Linked DNA regions of Homo sapiens: region 2 is linked to region 1. Evidence: chromatin contacts called from ENCODE Hi-C or POLR2A ChIA-PET data. All regions are on one chromosome and are shown on one strand. Each heading gives the region's core, a stretch centred on a gene start or an enhancer-like site at or near the end of the contact. The rest is flanking DNA. Distances are from core to core; before and after follow the strand shown. Region 1 has its middle 15 kb from the start of ZNF131. Region 2 holds the start of PAIP1 (poly(A) binding protein interacting protein 1).

Region 1 (4,248 bases), core at 950-3,449:
GATGGTGTGAACCTGGGAGGCAGAGCTTGCAGTGAGCCGAGATCGCGCCACCACACTCCAGCCTGAGCGACAGAGCAAGACTCCGTCTCAGAAAAAAAAAAAAAAAAAGAAAGAAATGAATCTAGATTCCTTAATAAAACATGTAAATATTCAAGATATATTTTGTTTTTAGGATATTTTGAGAATGTTTATTTTTTATCATCACAACTTTTAGACAAGAAAAACACAAAAGAAGAAAAACTCTCAACATTTCATCTTGAAAGTTTATAAATATTTTTTCTTAATACTCTCCCACAAAGAAGTAAAATATTTAAATAGACATTTTGGTCTCTTTTGTACATGTTAATTCCTATCTTTTTTATTATTATTTTTTTCATTTTACTTTGTGTGTGTGTGTTTTGACGGGGGCGGGGGGCGGGGGGCAGTGTCCCCGTGTTACCCAGGCTAGTCTTCAACTCCTGGCCTCAAGCAATCCTCCTACTTCAGCCTCCCAAAGCCCTGGGATGACAGGCATGAGCCACCACGCCCTGCCAAATTCCATTAACACAGTGTTCAGAACAGGAGCAAGGAGCTCCTCCAATCCCTGCTGAGTACCGAACTAGTCCAGAAATGGGGGCATCAGGAGTGTGATGTGCTTAGGAAATGGGAGTGCTTGTGGTTGGGTGGGGTGTGGGAGAGAACCATGAAACTGAAAGTGAAACATGAAGATGAAAGTGCCGCTTCTTAGATGAAAATTGTCCAAGGAAAGTTTTCCCACGTAACCAGATTCCAGACCTACCCCAATCCCAAGTCCCAGATGTACCTAGATTGTATGATTGAATTTGAGACCCATAATTACAGCTCCATTGTCACTGACCATGCTGGAGCCTCCCACACACAATCCCTAGTCTACAGGCCTACCCTGCTTGCAAACAGAAAAATGTCATTCTCTAAACCCATGCTAGGATGACTGCAGAATAGGCCAGAATCAGACGTCTGTCCCCTACCACTTGCTCTTCTCCAGCCCAATTATTTGATCCAAAGCACTAAGAAGCAGGAGAATGGTAGAGATGGCAGGGAGAGCAACAGGAAGGCGTCAGAAAGGCACCCTGGCACACTCGGACTAAATGTTAGGAGGACTCAGTAGAGGCATTTCAGGGCTAAGCACAGTTGCCGGGGCTGTTGTCTGTCTGCTGAATCTTTCGGCAGCCCAACCCATGTCCGCGATTTTGACTTCTGGCAGCTCTCTACCCTTGGCCGGCTTCCCCCTCCCAGAAGCCCTCAAATCCTGACCACAGACAACCCCACCACACACCCCTTGGCCAACAAAGCCAAGATACCCAGGACCAAGGGCCAGTTCCCCCAATGAGCCTTCCCACCACCACCCACCCCGCCAATCTCCTCTTTCCTCAACGACCAACCAGGAACACAAATGTAATCCTAGCACTTTGGGAGGCAGAGGCGGGTGGATCACGAGGTCAGGAGCTCGAGACCAGCCTGACCAACATGGTGAAACCCCGTCTCTAGTAAAAATACAAAAATTAGCCAGGTGTGGTGGCATGTGCCTGTAATCCCAGCTACTCAGGAGGCTGAGGCAGGAGAATCGCTTGAATCCGGGAGGTGAAGGTTGCACTGAGCCGAGATCGAGCCACTGCACTCCAGCCTGGACGACAGAGCAAGACTCCGTCCCCCCCAAAAAAAAGCCTGCATGAGTCCTGATGATGGCCTTGGAAAAGATGATGAGGGCACAGGATCTAGGAGCTATCCGAGCAAGTGAATCTAGGGAGAAAAATAATGTGAAAGAAAGAAAACTGAGAGGACAGGAAGCCTTGGTTGGGAAATATAAACAACAACAAACCAGGAGAATTGAAGAGTGAATCAAACTACAATGGACATATCACCTTTTGTCCACTAGAGACACTACTGCCACATGCCCTCCCTCCCGACGGTAACCTTCATTTTCGGGGGGGCGGAAGAGTGGGGAGAAAGACAGTTTGGCTTCGGGTTCCTGCTGGCAGATCCATTCTGTCCTCGGTCCTCGTCCCCTTGGTTTTGTATCCTTGAAAGCAGGGAATGACACTGAAGAGGACTAGCGGTGCGATCCTGCATTTTAGTTGAAGGACCAAATCTCATCTCTCCCAGTGTTGGGACTGATGACTCCTGCACTACTTGATGATCTCCGGTGCCTTGAGGGGAGGACCATGGACTTGGCTGGTTTCAGCAGCCCAGCGGATTTCAGCGTTTGACAACCTGGAAGTTCTGCTGCCCCCTCACGGTGGGAGAAAAGCGGTGGGTCCTGCACAGGCCGAAGAACCACTAGAGGGCAGCAGCACACGGGCTCCATAAGACTTGCTGCGTGTCGACCCTGGCTCATACAGTGCTAAGAGAATTGATCAATGCTGTCGTTCTAAATTCAGCTATGATGAGGTGGTGCTGCTTTCCACAGACTGGGATGTTTCTAGAACTTTCTAGGACTTTCATGTCTAGCATACACCTGAGATGACTGTAGAAAGTCCCTCAATGAGTCAACCGTTGGTTTTATCCCTAATAAAATGGGTTCATGGGGTCAGGAGTTGAGGTATTTACTGCCTTCCCTCCCCCTCCACACACACATCCTTTATGCTTAGATTTTTCCATACCAGAAATTTGAATCATGTGGGGAAAGCATCCACTGTAAGTTTAGTAACAGTTTGGCAAAGCCTGAAAATTATGTGTAAAATAGTGCTTTAGGAGTTCTAGAAACTGAATAACAGACTCATTTTCTGGTATCTTGACTTTCAGAAGGCAAATGAATCATTCTTAAAACAGTTTAGTTTAAAAACAAATGTCAACAAGCATTTGTTGAGTGTCCGCCATGAAGCAACCACTGTACTAGGCTCGTGGTACAAAGATGACAAGACCAGGGCCAAGACAAGAATTTGGGCTGAGGGAGACAGCAGGCACATTTGACGTGACACTTCTTATATGTGGAAGGCCTCACAGACAGAGCTACAGTGACAGGACTGAAAGATGCTAATTCTTCAACTTTAAATTTTTGTCCCCCTAGGGCACGATGAATTATTAACAATATGTTATTTCTTAGAATTCCGAAAATTAGCTTTTGAAAAGCTGGATTATATTGTATTATATTCTGATTTGTGAAAAAGTAGAAATTTGTTAAATGTAAATATTTAAAATAGGCTACAATTTTTGGAAACTTGGGATTTCTTGATTTTTTTTTCTTTTTGAAATGGAGTCTTGCTCTGTCCCCCAGGCCGGAGTGCAGCGGTGCGATCTCGGCTCACTGCAAGCTCTGCCTCCCGGGTTCACGCGATTCTCCTGCCTCAGCCTCCATAGTAGCTGGGACTACAGGCACCCGCTACCACGCCCGGCTAATTTTTTTGTATTTTTAGTAGAGACAGGGTTTCACTGTGTCAGCCAGGATGGTCTCAATCTTCTTACCTCGTGATCCGACCGCCTCGGCCTCCGAAAGTGCTGGGATTATAGGCCTGAGCCACTGCGCCTGGCCGATTTCTTGATTTTTTAATATACCAGGAACCTCTAAAATGAAAGTGGCCCTGATGACCTCTAGGAGACCACAGAGAAGATATAGTCTCAGTTTCCTCAAAAAAATTCTAATCTAGGGGAGAGAGACACATTAATAGGCCACTTTAGTACCGTGTAAGAGGAAGCTTTCTTAAGCCCTATGCATGAATCCTTTAAGACAAACCAATACCAACAATTTGCCAAAAACATGTCCTAAACTGCACTGCTCAGTGCTGAGAGAAAGCATGCTGAATTTTTAAAAATATTTTTTTTAGTCAGAGCTATGAGAGTGCTGAATTTTATCATTCTATGTATTCTTTATTTTTCAATTAATTCCATGTCCTATTCTGCTATTCTTATTTTTTCAATAAAGATTCTAAATGTGTTGATACAGCTACCTTGTCTGTTTTTATGTAACTAATGTCATCTTATTAAGTGATATTATTAGTAATCTCTATTTCAGGAAAACACAAGTTATTTGATTACAAGTATATTCAAATCAAGGGTCTGCACTAAAACCATCCACATCTTCTCCCTATCACAGGTTATCAGTACAACCCTCAATGTCTCTATCTTCACCACTATAATGTTATTTTTTGGCCAGGACTCTGTTCGCTTGGCCCTCAAAGAAAACAACAGGAGCTTAAAAGATTCAGAAGAACCCAATGAACATATAAAAGTGTTACCTTCATCACTAAAAATAATGCTCTGGACTCTAAAGTTTACACACAAGGGGTGATGAGG
Region 2 (4,248 bases), core at 722-3,221, 450 kb after region 1:
GACATCAAGAACAACTGGAAGGAGACAGAGTGGGTTTTCGGGATGTTGATAATGTTCTATTTCCTGACTGGGATGCTGGTTAGTTGAGTGTTCACTTTATGAGACTGAGCTAACACTTAAGTACACTATTCTCTGCTATACTTCAATAAAACTAAGAAGATAGGAAAGACAGGATTTAAGCTAAAGTATCATCAATCATTTCTCCAATGATTCCCTCCCACTTCTCTATAATTAATCCCTATGCATTTACTCATCTGGGTTTATCCAGTACAACAAATTCCTTTCTACATATTCCAACTGTGCTTTGTACGGCTATTTAAGAAAAGTGACTATTTTTTAAAGTTGTTATATAAGTGACAAAGAAAAACTGAAAGTTTAAACATTCTTTATACCTATGTAAATACTTTATCACAACCCCGTAGGACATTTCTGCATACAATAATTAGGATCAAAACTATGTCTATTTTAACATAATGGAATAATCACTAGAAACAAGAACACAGATGTGTATCTCAAGCTTACATTCTAATACCTTGAATATAACTACAAAATGTATTTCTGAATCAGCTTTGTTTCCTTCTGAGTTCAATAATTCAAAACATTCACAATAAAAAAATTTTTTTACGTGTAGTACAGAAAGCACAAACATACTCTGATTAACAAAGTAACAACCACATTATTCCAGTAAATTAACCCAGAGTTGTAGGAAAAAGGGTGTACTTACTGTGTAACTGGAAGAATAACCTGAAGGGTAAAATTCAGGGGCATTCACAGACAGCTTAGACATTAATACAGGAGCTACAACCACCTGGGGCTTAGCCATTGCTGACTCCGAGTTCTGCTGTGGGATTTTATCCTGTGAACTAGGTGGAGCTCTCAGGGGCCTCGTTTGCTCTGCAAAAGAAAAAAAAACGGGGCGTCAGATGCATTCTTTCCTTTGTACAGCAACTTGCTATATACTGAAAAACCATCTGAAAAGCGTCTGTTTTTAAGAGTTAAACAGGAACCATCATGAAATTTATGGTTATCGCCGGAATGTGTACAGACAGCCTACAAAAAGGAACAATAGACTTGCTGTGACTCCGTTATGGGCATACCTGCCTCTCAAATGAGTGCTTGCGAGCTTTTTTCCTCTCTGTCGTTTTAAAGGGGTCGGTGGAAAAGAGGTGGTTACTCGCTAGGGTCTCGCTTTAGAGGGCTGCTGAGGGGAGGCGATTTTTACTTCCTCCCGGGACCCCGAACTCCGAGACCGCGCACCCGGCCCCTCCCCCCAGCCAGGCGCACAAAGGATTCCAGCAGACACCTTCCAAACCCGGTTCCGGGCCCGTCCCTACCCGGTCACGCGGCCCTCTCGGGGAATGCTTTCGGGGAACCGGGGGTGGGGACCGCAGACAGCGCGTCGGGCCTCGGCACGCGTGGAGGGCCGTGGGGAAGCGTTCGCCAAGGAGGACTGGGGCCCTTAGAGCTGCTCCGTACCTGGGAGCGCCCCGGGCCGGGAAGGCCGCTGGGGGCTGGCGGGGACCTCGCACTGGGCCCCTGGCGGCGGGGTCGTCCTGGGCTGGCGCAGCGGCGGTGGCTGCAGGAAGCCCGGGGCTTTGGGTTGCGGCGGCTGGTGCCGCGCCCGCTCAGCAGGCCCCGCTCCGTTCGGGAAACCGCCGCCCTCAGGCCCGCCCCCTCCGCGGCCCAGGCCCCGGCTCCGGCCCCGACCAGCACCTGGGGCCCGATCGAAACCGTCCGACATGCTCCTCCTCCTCCGCCTCCTCCTCCAGGGGCCGCTGCCGCTGCGCTCGCGATAGGACGCGGGGGGAAGGCGCCGCGGGTCGGCTATAGCCGCCGCGCCTCACTCGGGCCTCATGGAGGAGGAGGGCGGCGGGCCCCGGCTCGGCTGCTCGGTGCTTCTGGCGGAGCGGACGGCAGCCCGAGCACCCGCCGCTCCAGAGCGCCCGCCCCGCTCGGCTACCCTCGGCTTTCCAGTTCTCCCCCAAAACCCGGCTCCCCGCCTTCGGCGCGGCAGGGGCGCAGGCGGGTCACAGCGGCCCCCTGCGGCCCGGAGGCCCGGGACGCGCCCGCGAGGATCCTCCAGTTCGCGGCTGGCCGGCCGCCGGGCCCAGCAGGCCGCCCGCCGAGTGGCGTCTTGGCCACCTGCCGGCCCGCAGCCAGGCTCGGGCAGGGGCATCTCGGTTCCGGGGCCAGGCTGGGGGGGATGAGGGATGAGGGGTGAGGGGGACGCTTACCACAGGCAGGCCCGACCTACTCGGTAGTTCTCAGGAGAGACGTGCGAGACCGACAGTTGACGCCCGGGAAATAAAAACACGGGGGGAGGGGGCGTGGACCCTGCGCCAGGGTTCGCTGGCGCACAGGTGTGTTCAATGACTCGGCTCCGGCCGAGACCCGCGGACTGCTGAGGAGTGGTCCCTGGGAGACTGTCACCTGCTCCGTTAGCATCGGGGGAAGGGAGTAGAAACGGAATCAAAATATGTGTCCCCTCTTTAATTCACCCTAGGTGTTTACCACAGTAGGTCACACCTACGTTTAACAAGCTTCGTTCTCTTCCCGTTAACCTTCCCCTCCAGAAATTTCAAGAAAATGTGCTACCTTTCAGTGTAACTCTGCCCTCTTTTTCATCTTGCATCAGTGCTGTCCAATGAAAATATAATGCGAGCCACAAATGCAAGCCACTTATGTAATTTTACATTTTGGAGAAGCCACATTAAATGAGTGAAAAGAAACAGGTGTGGCCAGGCGCAGTGGCTCACGCCTGTAATCCCAGCACTTTGGGAGGCCGAGGGGGGCGGATCACCTGAGGTCGGGAGTTCGAGACCAGCCAGACCAACATGGAGAAACCCCGTCTCTACTAAAAATACAAAGTTAGCCGGGCGTGGTGGCACATGCCTGTAATCCTAGCTATTCTGGAGGCTGAGGCAGGAGAATCGCTTGAACGCAGGAGGCAGAGGTTGCAGTGAGCCGAGATCGTACCGTTGCACTCCAGCCTGGGCAACAAGAGCCAAACTCTGTCTCAAAAAACAAAACAAAACAAAACAAAAACCAGGTGAAATTAATTTAAATTTATTTAATCCATTATGTTCAAAATGGTTTTTTAACATGCGATTTAAAATATTAAATATTTTCTCTGTTTTTTAGATACTAGTTGAAATCCAGTGTATATTTTACACTTATGGCACATCTTAGTCGGGATTGGCACATTTCAAGGGCTCAAGAGCCACATGTGGCTAGTGGCTACTGCGTTGCACAGCACAATTCTAGATTTTATTAATATGTAAATTGTTGTTTTTGTCAGGCCTGACAGTATTAATGCCAAATAAAGGATAGATGAATATAAGTAACGACAAGGAAGGAAAAATTGATTTCTTTACTGTTGGATTGATCCATCTCCATAAATTCTGATTTTAGCCTTTTGTTTTAAGCAGGGTTTCATGTTTTTCTATCTTTTCATCTTAAGAATCATTTCAATTAGGGACACAAACTCTTGTTAACCGTTTTCTCTTCTCATTAATAAAGAAAACAATGTCTTCCCCTAAACGAATGAGAAAATGGCTTCACCGAGGGCAATCATGAATAAATGGTTCATGCTATTGATGTTAGGCAAAATAATGAAGTCAGGGAAGGAAGCCAGCAGTACGTGTGGCTCTTCGGTGTACGGAAAGTTTAGGATTCAGTCTGCCAGAGCTTAGTTGGGATTCCACTCTTGACTATTGCTGTCTGTGTGATTTTGAGTAAGTAAGGGGTTTAGCTTCTCTGAGCCTCACTTTCCTCATCTGTAAAATAATAACTGTGTGGTAACACTCAGCATATATTGCAGAGACAAGATTACAATTTAAAAATTACAATTTTAATATTTTCAAATTCATTATTGTATGTGGTCACCAGTCACTTCTTGCCTGGACTTTTTTATCATACAGGAAAGACCCATAAACTATGCTAAAAAACTAACAATGAGTTATGTTCCACTGAAGTAGATGCCCCAACTCTGCCCCAAGCTTTTGTTTGCACTCACCACCTTTTCATTTCCCCTTAAAACTTTTATGATGAACAGCACCTTTTCTAACAACTGGGACTTTCCCATGTGAAGATAAGGCCATTCTGCATCCATGGTGATGTCACGACATCTTCACACCCTCTTGTTAGGAAAATTAGGTAAGATATCCTTTGCCTTCTCTGTATTTGTTACTGTATAACTTTTGCCCTATTCTTATAATGTGTGGATGGTGGACTTGGAGATAACACGAA

Evidence for each region. A loop is a pair of places that touch in the nucleus more often than their neighbours do. ChIA-PET counts read pairs that join two places held with the same protein, here RNA polymerase II (POLR2A). Pooled maps may share reads with other maps.
Region 2: a map of B cell shows a loop between it and region 1 (5-fold over the local background). The contact joins the promoter of PAIP1 here to the enhancer-like site in region 1. A Hi-C loop is called at or near these places in 1 of 168 maps with a recorded cell type or tissue (B cell) and 10 of 50 pooled maps. POLR2A ChIA-PET finds 5 or more read pairs at or near these places in 1 of 52 experiments (Panc1).

The regions. Positions count from the first base shown.
Region 1 is chr5:43,103,597-43,107,844 of GRCh38, forward strand. No RefSeq gene overlaps it. Among named protein-coding and RNA genes, the nearest start is that of ZNF131, 15 kb to the right of the region's middle. RefSeq lists an enhancer at 2,011-2,120. Within about 2 kb of position 2,200, at least 27 of the 41 ENCODE cell types and tissues checked have a DNase peak (open chromatin) inside an H3K27ac peak, as active enhancers do; they include Panc1, where a contact is called at or near this core.
Region 2 is chr5:43,555,106-43,559,353 of GRCh38, forward strand. It overlaps PAIP1 (poly(A) binding protein interacting protein 1), which reads right to left and starts at 1,972. Exons shown (of 11, transcript NM_006451.5): 1 at 1,477-1,972; 2 at 725-894. The coding sequence starts at 1,741. RefSeq lists a silencer at 1,408-2,267.